Regions from separate parts of the Mus musculus genome. Here region 1 is linked to region 2. A link is a loop called in an ENCODE intact Hi-C map of the cell type or tissue named here. Cell type or tissue: gastrocnemius. All regions are shown on one strand. Each heading gives the region's core, and the rest is flanking DNA. Links, peaks and the distances in the headings are about the cores only.

What was found. A loop is a pair of places that touch in the nucleus more often than their neighbours do. Peaks named below come from ENCODE experiments on the same cell type or tissue, not always from the same donor. Only the 100,000 strongest peaks of a DNase experiment are listed, where the experiment ranks them.
Region 1: a loop joins it to region 2, with 13 times the contacts of the local background. A loop is called at or near these places in 18 of 42 quality-filtered maps.

The regions. Positions count from the first base shown.
Region 1 is chr4:64,830,707-64,836,091 of GRCm38, forward strand. No RefSeq gene overlaps it. Among named protein-coding and RNA genes, the nearest start is that of Pappa, 290 kb to the right of the region's middle. In gastrocnemius, for the core only: a CTCF peak has its summit at 2,379 (motif pointing right); no DNase peak of the experiment used is centred there.
Region 2 is chr4:65,494,107-65,499,491 of GRCm38, forward strand. The region is part of intron 19 of Astn2 (astrotactin 2); the gene reads right to left. Among named protein-coding and RNA genes, the nearest start is that of Trim32, 110 kb to the right of the region's middle. In gastrocnemius, for the core only: a CTCF peak has its summit at 2,590 (motif pointing left); a DNase peak (open chromatin) is centred at 2,532.

The sequences.
Region 1 (5,385 bases), core at 199-5,198, 660 kb before region 2:
AAACACTTTCACACAATAAATCAGAAACTGGTTAGTGCTAAAGTCCACCTTTACACTGGCTGGCACCATAATTGGCAATGGGCAACAGCTTGGATTTGATTTAATTTGAAAGATAATCTAAAGGGAATTCTATAAAGGAACTATCAAAGAACTGAGGTGTGGTGAGTGAGAGGACTTTGAGTTAGTGTGTAGCTTTCTAGGTCCTGTCTGAATATGAGCCTGCAGCCTATCTAGACCTGAGTTGAAAAAACAAAACAAAACAAAAAAACAAAAACAGTGAGCCAAATCCTTGAGGATGGATCCACAATGACCCATAAACCCACCAAAGTCAGTCTGGCAATGCAGTTGGGAGCTGAGATGAGTTGAACCATCCTGTCCACTCCATATCTTTACATTCAAAACCAATAGGTTCCAAATCGAACCAAACAAACTGACAATCTGAATCATTTTATAAATTGTAGATTGCAATACCCTTGTCTTTAATTCCAAAGGAGTTTTAAACAAAGTCACCGATTGAGGAGATGCATGGAGTGATCTGTTCAGGCCTTTTATCAGATGTTGTCATTTCTCTAGATACTAAATTCAAAGATTGGGAACAGTGCAGGGACAAACATTTCCAGATAAAAAGCAAGAGCACCATGAACAAAAGTTGCTTTATCCCGTTTCACACTTTACGACTATTGCAACACACACACACACACACACACACACACACACACACACACACACAAACAGAGAGGGGGAGGGGGAGGGGGAGGGAGAAGGAGAGTGAGAGGGGGAGGGGGAGGGGGAGGGGGAGGGGGAGGGGGAGGGGGAGGGGGAGGGGGAGGGGGAGGGGGAGGGGGAGGGGGAGGGGGAGGGGGAGGGGGAGGGAGAGGGAGAGGGAGAGGGAGAGGGAGAGGGAGAGGGAGAGGGAGAGGGAGAGGGAGAGGGAGAGAGATTGAAAGGCAATGCCACTGCTGAGTTGAGAGACTGAGAGCATTATCCATAGGCCTTAACAAGCCTAGGCATTTCCTCTTCAAATATTATAATACTAAACGAGTTACTTCATAATTTTGCTAAAGTAAATTAAGTAGCATAACATATGGTGAATGTTTAGCTCAGTGCCAAGTACAGTTAGGATTCCTCTGAAGGTCCTCCTGCTGTCCTGTCCTGTTGTATTGCCTCCCACCCCTTAGGAATCCATTTGCTGAGTTATTGAGTATTCAAGAACCAGATACTTTCAAATTGCTTTTTCTGTCTTAGCAAGCCAAGCCAAGGGATTGCAAATCCAGGTGAACAACTTCTGTGGAAAACTCCCAGTAGTAACTTCTAACTTACAATGTAGTTTTTGGAAGTAGGGCACCTATAGCAGGTTTAGAGCTGACTGATGTGAATCTGAGGTTAGGGAACTGGTGGATGGGCATTCTGAGAAATAAAAGCTCCCCTTTTTCATGTATTCATCAGAGGAAATAAAAGTAGTTATAAAAAAAGAAAGTAAAGGTAGGTGGAAGTTTGAAAATCTTCATGTCTCTGCACCTGGCAATAGTACACTCTCTCTTACCTTAAGTGAGAGTAGTTTAGCAAAAAAACAGAAACAAACCAAAACAGAATACAACCTCCTGTCTGTCTCCTTTCTGTGTCTGTCTCTACTGGCTTGCCCTGGCCACATCCCATCTACCATTGTCTAGCTGACTTACAGAAGCATATGTGACTATGGAGTGATGGGATGGATACCTCTATCAAACAGATGCAATCTATATTAGGTATTTTTCTTATTGCTGTGGCAGCAGAACTGACAGCATTCAACTTAAGTAAGGAAGAGTTTGTTGTGCCTCACAGTTTGAAGGTACAGTCAACTCTGACAGTGATAACATGGCACCAAGAACAAGTCTCACCCACTGAAGCAGGAGCATGAGGCTACATGCATGCATCTGAACTGATCAGCTGCCAGAGAAATGAGTTTTCAGGTGCTTGCTTAGCTCTCTTCTTTCGCTCTTTTACCTCACTTGAAGAACCTACTCAAGTAGAGCTAACACATTCACATTCAGGGTGATCTTCCCTCCTTAGTACCTCCTTAGTAGCATACTCAAAGGTTTCCTTACGGGTGTATCTCCTAGGTAATTCCAAATCCGGTCAGTTTGAGGATGAAGATTAACTCTCACAGAATCTCAAACTCTCTTAAACAAGTTCACTTGAGGTGTTGCTAAAAGGACAATATTTAATAAGCAACAGAATATGCCTTGGCTATAAAACTCTTCTATCCTCTCATTTGGACCCCACTGTAGGCAAAGAAAAGCAGGAGCTTGCGTCCCTTCTTGACCACCTTTCAATGTGGGCTATGGAGTTATAGAAGAGGGACTCTTCCTGCCCTCAGTGCGGTCCTTGCTGATAACCACAAGGTGGCACCACAGATTAAAATGAAATACTCAAACCTGCTTGCCTGTTTACAGGTGATGCTCTTGTTCTTACACCACTTCTGGGAGTTAAGATGACATCTGTCCCCATCTGTTCATTTTACAGATGGTGATGCTGATGTTTAACACAAGACACTCACTACCAGAGGAATATGTTATGTAGAACATAAATTTTCTCTAAGCACTTATCAAAATCCATAATGCATTTTTTTACTGTAAGTACTCATACTGTGGAAATTGTCTTCTAATATAACAAAGCCTATTATCCACCTTGGTAAATTTCAATGAACAATTTAACCCTATTGAAACACATATAATAAATTAGAACATAAACACATGGAGGTTGGGATTATGCCCATTTTGCTTGTCTCATAGACGGCTCAGAAGTTGTTTTTACAGTGTTTTGACAGAACATTTATAATTCCTAACGTGAAGATAATTTCCTTATGGGGGAAATTACCTCAACCTTGTCTCTAAAGTCTCAACTATGGAACACTTATTGAGATCCTTATTTGTGCAGGGACTAAGCAACTGCCTTCTAAGGGGGCCTTGTTTGAAACTGAGAACATGACAAATGAGTCCTAAGGACTTTTCTAGTTTCCTAGGTCTGCTGTTGAGTCTTATGTTGACTTTTGGAAAGTATTTATGCAGATTTTGGATGTATGATGTCCCCCTCTCATTATGACATTGTGCTATATTATTCCTACATGGAAATCATAATCCATCATTGGTCCTGATTTTTGGGAAAGCCAACTGATCCCTGGAATTCAGTGACAGAATTCAAGGACTGACCCTGGTTGAGTTTCTAGGCCGGGGTCTTCCATGGCGTTACAGAAGAATCAGGTCTCTTCACTTCAAGGTCCTGCAAATGATATTTGTATTTGGAACTCTGTTCAGTACCTCATATTCTGTCATTTTGTGTTACTTGATACTTTTCTATAGATTAGCGTCAAGCAAATTATATCTTCTGCTGTTCCTCTCCTAGTTCCGAAGTAAATCACTGACACTCTAATGCTCAGACATCTGGTTGTCCAACAAGGAGAACAAATCCAACTAAATTTGCATTTGTTCTCTGGACAGGAGGTTACAATTTGGGGATGAATAAAGGCTATCATGCTCTAGATAGCTTCTTTTCCATCTTTAGAGAAAATGACAGGGTTCTTAGAGGGAAACCCTATAAAGAACGAATTTGTCCAGTTTAGGTTTTCTTCTCGTTTCATATTTTAATGCTTAGATAAACCAAATGTCCTTAGTCAGCACTCTCACTTTTCTGAAATAAAATTCAAGTGTAGACAGACAGTCTGATAAAGGATTTAAAATTTTCATAAGCAAAGATGTCTAAAGAAGGAAGGTTCACCAGTGTTGAGGAGGGGAGCTAAATTGAGATATGTTGATTTGTATTTAGGCTTAGCCTTAGAGGATTCTTCTTTGCTGTAATGATGCTCTAAGTTTTGCTTCCTAAGTTACTAAGTGTTATTTATGACTGACAGTTCTTTGGGACTTGGGTTATTGACCTCTAAAATTTTCCTTCCAGCTTCTACTTCAGTTCTGATCCTTCCCTTCTGAATTAGCTCTTTCAATTTCTTTTCTGAGTTCTCACATAATCATGATGTGTAAGTGCTTCTTTTCTAAAGACTTATGGCCAGAACTTCATGAACCCAGTGTAAGTTTACTACACAATTGCATCACCATAATGACTACTTTTTATGTCAACTTGACATAAGATAGAGTCATCTGAAAGGAGGAAACTTCAATTGAGAAAATATCTCCATAAGATTCAACTTTCAGGCATTTTCTTAGTGTTTGACGGGGGAGAACTTAAGACCTTTGTGAATGGTGCCATATCTAGGCTGGTCGTACTCGGTTCCATAAGAAAGCAAGCTGAGCAAGTCATGAGAATCAAGGCAGTAAGCAGCACTCCTCCATGACTTCTGCAGCAACTCCTGGTTACTTGTGTTCTATCCCTACTTGTGTTCTTGTTCTGACTTCCTTCAGTGATGTACTTCTTTAATGTGGAAGTGTAAGATAAATAATTCCTTTCCTCCACAACTTGGCTTTGGTTGTGATGTTTTATAATGGTAATAGTAACTATAACTAAGGTAACTACTCAGAACCCTTAGCTCAGCAGGGATTAATAGAAGACATGAACGATAGGTTCCATGATTTTGGTCTTTGAAGTAGTCATTATACAAAACCAAGGTATGCAATGATTAGGTAAGCAGAGAGATGAAAGTCAAAAGAGTTTTAAGTAAAATTTTTAAATGTGGAAGAAAGCAATTAGCACATATAGCAGATAAAATATCCCTTTTTGTATTGTCCCATTCTTATTCTCTTCCTAATATACTATTAAAGAGGATGTCTACATATATTGCTAATCAATATTACCCACCTGGTATTAAAGGGAAATATATTCCCAGGAGGATTAGACTTCTATTTCAATTTGTTTTCCTATTTCATCTTTTGTGATAGGCATGGTCAGGTACTCTACTCTGAATTAAGGTTTCAACCCACTAACCTCCTCTCTCTCTCTCTCTCTCTCTCTCTCTCTCTCTCTCTCTCTCTCTCTCTCTCTCTCTCTCTCTCTCCCTCTCCCTCTCCCTCTCTCTCTCTCCCTCTCTCTCTCTCTCCCTCTCTCTCTCTCTCTCTCCCTCTCCCTCTCTCTCTCTCTCTCCCTCTCTCTCTCTCTCTCTCTCTCTCTCATGTATGTGTACAGCAATAATTTAGAAAGAAAATAATATTCAACTTATCTCATAACACTCTTGTTTGTAGGGAAGGCTTCTTTATTTCTTATGGTACATATGGAATCCTCAGGCTTTGGGAAGTGGACTCTGGAGGCTGGACAGAAACTGTTTTTGGTATCTAATTTCTACTTTTGGCTCATCGAGATATTGGTGACAGGAAGTTGTATTTCTCACATTCTTTGGATATCCATTCACTTTTATTACAATGAGAATAGAGCTCAGATATTTGCCCTATATTTTTGAAACAT
Region 2 (5,385 bases), core at 288-5,287:
GTCAATGACCCTGAAGGTCAAAGATTCAGCTAAGCTAGCTTGGTCAATGTATTTCAAGAATCTTCCTACCCGACCCTACCCACAGGCACAGATGCTGCCATGCCCTACTTTTTTGGTAGGTTCTGAGGATCTAAACTTACATACTCAAGTTTACATGGCAGGCACCATAACAGCTGAACCATCTTCTCAGCCCTGTTTATGTATTGTACTGACATAGCTTCCTTTTCATGCCTGTAACTGGCTGGAGCTAGTCAAGGAGCCAGCAGCATATCCCTGACACACAACCCACACAGGAGGCATCAGGATGACAGCTGAAGAGGTACATCATGCAAGGACAGAAGGCCTGCCTAGCAATGTAAGCAATCAGTCAGGACTGATGCTACACCCTCATGCCAGATCTAGAGGTGAGAACCTGAGGTACTTGGGAGGTCTGCAGCTTGGCCTGACTTTGTAAAGATTCTTCTTCCAGGTGGGAGAGTCCAATGGGCTCCCTGGAGCTTTCTACCTTGGTGTTTCTTTACTTTGGATCATATCCCTTTCTGTGGGATCTTGCTCAAGATTTACAAAGCTAATGAAGAAAATTAATTATGCCCATGTTGCAGAAATGCAAAGGAATGTTGAAATCAGGCTTTCTAACTCTGCCACCTGGGACAGCTGACTGTACATTTGTAGTCTTGCCTTCTTCGTCTGTAGTATGATACTGGCAATCCTTATTTTCCCATTTTTTATGAATATTGATTCAGAGAGTGTGTATATCCTGCCCCCAAAGAAGTATATGTATGAGATTCTTAACTAATGCCTCCCTACCTCATCAGTAGAAGGATGTTCTCCACAGTTCTACAGTTCCCTATTCCTCAAGCCCCACCATGTGACATTTACATTATATAGGACTGTCTTCTCCTAGGCTGCACACTTTGGAAGGTGGACTTCAGTTTCTTAGTTTTACATTCCAGCATCCCACAATAGTCTGGCCTCTCTTGGCTGTTTGAGAAAGTTTGCTGATGTGAATCTATTTCACTGAAAATTCTGAGATTCCAAGAACTGACTTTTATTTGGTTAGTTACATAATAAGCAAGATTTGCTTGAATTCTGTACCATCCTGACCTATTCTGTCTTCTTTGGCAAAACAAGCCTTCTTGGGAGCACTCACTTTTTGTTAGTTTGCTTTGTTTTGTTTTGTTTTGTTTCTCCTTTTGGGTGCTTTTAAAAAGCAATGGAAATTATATTTCCTGAAAGTTTGGGAAAGTTTCTCTCTCACACTCACTGAGGGGTGGGGGTGGGCTGTGAGATGTACATGCCTTACAGCTCATTGATGAGGATAACTGAGATGGGTGGAGCTGAAGCAGACATCTGTGGAGATGAGCTGGCAGCTGCAGGGACATGGAGGAAGAGACATAGGAGATGTGATTTGGTGCCATTGTTGTAGCTGAGATTGAGGCTCAAGCTCTGGCCTTGAGCCTAAGGCTCATTCTTACGAGGACACCCTTGCTGCCTCTGTCTAGCCTCCGTAATAACAGTATTTAAAATCATTGTTCTATGTCACCTAAGCTGAGAAGAGAGAAGCCGACCATTGTATATGCTGCTGCCCTCCTTCCCTGTATCTTCTCCAAATGCCCTATCTTTCCCCTATCACACACCCACTTCCCCTGCTCGTCTTCATGCCTGGTTCTCTTATCAAAACATGTATTGAATTCTGAGTGTTTTGAATGTATGCAGCTTCTAGTCTGTGTAGTATGTTTTAGTGTTGCACATACTGTATGCTGCCTGGATAGGTGTCCTTTGATCTGTTACCCATGCCTGTGCATGCTTGGTGAACTGACATGGCATTTGGCACGTATACTTTACAGTCTGCCTGTGGGGCAGTGGCTGTGCTTATGCATCTCTGTTGTTTATCCATAGTCTCATTCCTGGAGGATTTGCTGTGTAGTGAGTAAAAGATACACACTATCTGTGTGTGCTCTGCTTTTAATGTCTTTTGGATGTCTGTGTGTGCTGTGGTCTACTGCATTTCTGTGCTGGGGTGTGTGTGTGTGTGTGTGTGTGTGTGTGTGTGTGTGTGTGAGACTGTGTGTCTTTATGATCTAGCTTACCTTTCTATATTGCACACGCTCTGAATATCCTCAGAGGTGCTTACACACGTTTAAATGTATTGTATACATCCACGTATTGTCCTTGCAGCTTAGCTGGGTGTGATGATGGTGTTGCATGCATCTGTGTGTGATGGGTTGAATTCACATTGTGTTTCTGTATTATGCGACTCACAAACAAAATCTCCTTGTTTGTATGCTGAGTATGAGTAGGGTATGTTCTATTTGTTGTTTGTAGGTATGTGCTCATGTTCTGTGCTTTCCCTGGGCCTCTGTCTCAGTGAAATGTGTGTTTGAGTGTGTTCTCTGCCAGCTCTTCCTCCCTTTCTGGTGCCCCAGCCTCCCTCCTTCCCTCCTCCTCCCTAGGCTGTGACTGCTCTCAGCTGACACCTCGGCTGCTCTGGCAACCCAAGTACAGCCTGGAGAAAGGTCAGCTGGCTGCCTGAGCCCTGGGCCTGCCTAGAGCCTTCCACCCAGTGTTGTGGTGCAGGAGCGCCCTCTATTGGCTATGATATTCACAAAAGGCCCTAGAAATGGGCTTAGGCTTCCTTGTCTTGATAATCCCTGAGATTTCCATCTTTACTAAGTAATAGCCTAGAAGGCGAATAGGTCAACATAATTTATTGTCCAAACCAGACACTCTTAAGAATGGCAGCACTATTACATACACTCAGACACTGATGTATGCAGAGAGCAGATGGCCCAGAAAACGACTGTCCCGGACCCTTATTCAAAACATAGATGGCCCTTTGAAAAGAAGCCTCAAAAATGTGTGCTAGCACATACCAGTGGGAAAAAAAATCCACATTTCCTGGTGACTTCATGCAAGTTTGGAGACTCCTAGCAGCGATTTTTCAAGGCGCTGATCCCCCTTTGCAACAGAGACCCAAGGATGAGACTAAGTCCTCCTGGTATAGAAAGTAGAAAGGGATAACAGAAAGAATTTCTCAGGTGACTTAGCACAAGCAGGTCAAAAGTACATGTGAGAACAGGAGTAGTCATGGGGATGACAGAAATTGTTCAAGGTGTTTCTTGTAGCCTTATCTGTGAAGTCATTTGTGAAAACATGTATGTACTCACACAAATCCACCCGGAGGCAGATGACCAACAGCCAGTATGGTTAATGACTTCATAGATTTGAGCACAAGCACCCTTTACTACGATTTGAGATCTAGAAGAAGCAGAACAAAGCTGAAAGTACATTTCAGGTGGAGAAAACTGAGTTTCATTCTATTCCTTTTGCCAATGATTAGAGACGAGGCTCACATTAGAGGACCTGTTTCTATAAACTTGGGACAACAATTATAAGTCAGACCAAAGGACCACTTGGTCCATTTGGTTCAAAAAACATTTTCCAGAATTTTACCTTTTATGAAACATGGATAGTCATTTCATATAAAATTTAAAACTACAGGTGTAAAATAAAGTTAAGCAGATTTCTTTCTCAAGAGGTGTCTTAGAACATTAAAAATGATAATATGGCATAGATTTCTAGAAAATGGATGGTACGCTGAATCCACTCTTTCATAAATGACAGATATGAAGGTAATTTGCCCTATCAGAAATCCTTTGGAAATACATTCTGTCTTACTAAAAATTGTCCTATTTTCTTCCTTTTGTTCATTTGTTTTGATTTACATCTACAGATTTTCGTACTGACATCCACAAACAGAAATTATGTGACCATGATAAACCACAAATGGGAAAAGACTTAAAGAGGTCAAGTGGACTTGCCCCAGGTCACAGCACTGGGCAGTGGCAAAGCAAAAGGACGCCATAACCTCCCTCTAGAACTCATGAGATTCTTTCTTAACTGACAGCTATTAAACAGTACTTACAGGTGTGTTGTGGACATAGTGGTGAACATAGCTGTCTCCAAAAAGTTGAAATATGAATATGCCCACAGGAACCATACACAATTCCCAGAAATATCCATAAGGGCATACACTTAAAAAAAGAAAAATGTGTTGGCACACATGCCTATAATCCCAGCAGTCAGGATGCTGAAGCAGGGGACTGTTGCAAGCTTGAGGCTAGTCTGCATTAGACAAAGTTAACTCTAGGCCAGACCAGGCACCACAGCAACACTCTATTCCAGAAGACCAACAAAGAAAGGACAGGGCAGAAAGTAGGAAAGATAAGATAAGATAAGATAAAGAGAAAAGAGAAAAAGAAGGGAAGGAAGACAGAAAGAATGACAAGAAAGAAAGAAAGAAAGAAAGAAAGAAAGAAAGAAAGAAAGAAAGAAAGAAAGAAAGAAAGAGAGGGGGGAGGGAGGGAGGGAGGGAGGGAGGGAGGGAGGGAGGGAGGAAGGAAGGAAGGAAGGAAGGAAGGAAGGAAGGAAGGAAGGAAGGAAGGAAGGTCAAAAGAAATGGGACTATGCTACTGGAAAAATAGTATATAAAAAGGAAGAGGTAGAACATGCCTATGATCCCAACACTGGGAGGCTGAAGTAGTTGGAGTACCATTAGATCAAGGTCAACCCTGAGTACTCCATGGATTGAGGACAGCCACATCTATATGGTAAGACTGTTTGTTTGTTTGTTTGTTTGTTTGTTTTTAATTAGTAGTTAGTAAGTAGCACTGTCCATCCGAGGTCAGAGAAGTCAGCAGGAACTGGGATGATCAGTGTGAGCTTTCCAGAGGAGGCATGGAGAAAGCATCCTTAGATCAAAGGCCAACATCTTTCTAATGTTAAGCACCAGATAATAAATATTCTGCTTTGTGAGCCTAACAATCTGTGATGAAAGCACTCAGTGTTGCCATTGTAGCATGAAAGCAACAGCAGATAATATGTAAATGAAAGGAAAAAGCTGTATGCCAATAAAACTTTACCTGTAAAGTGGTAGCCAGTACTCGGGTTATAAATGGCCAGGTCTTGCATTTGAAGGAGGGCAGACGAAAGGAAATGGGGCCAAGAGGACCCTTTTTTCCCCCTTATACTACTGGGAAGCAGTATACACAAAGGAAAGCCACAAAGTCTGATCCTAACTGTTCTCTTTATTCTCCCAATTCCACCTCAAACCTCTTCCATTGTGTTCTCAGCCCTGAGTTTGAGCCCACTGCAGCTATGTGAAAAGAAAGCTGCCTGCATTTAAGATAAGATAAATAACCAGTTCACTGTGGAAAGTGCTTGTGAACTGTGCCTAAAGTTAATATGTTGGGCAGACAAGAAAAAAACAAAACAAAACAAAACAAAACAAAACTAGTTTCCCAAGAAACAAAAGGATTCAGCTCCCCTTCCCTGCTTCACACCTCCTTTTCCCTCCCTCTTAAGACATCAAAACCAAGGCTAAAA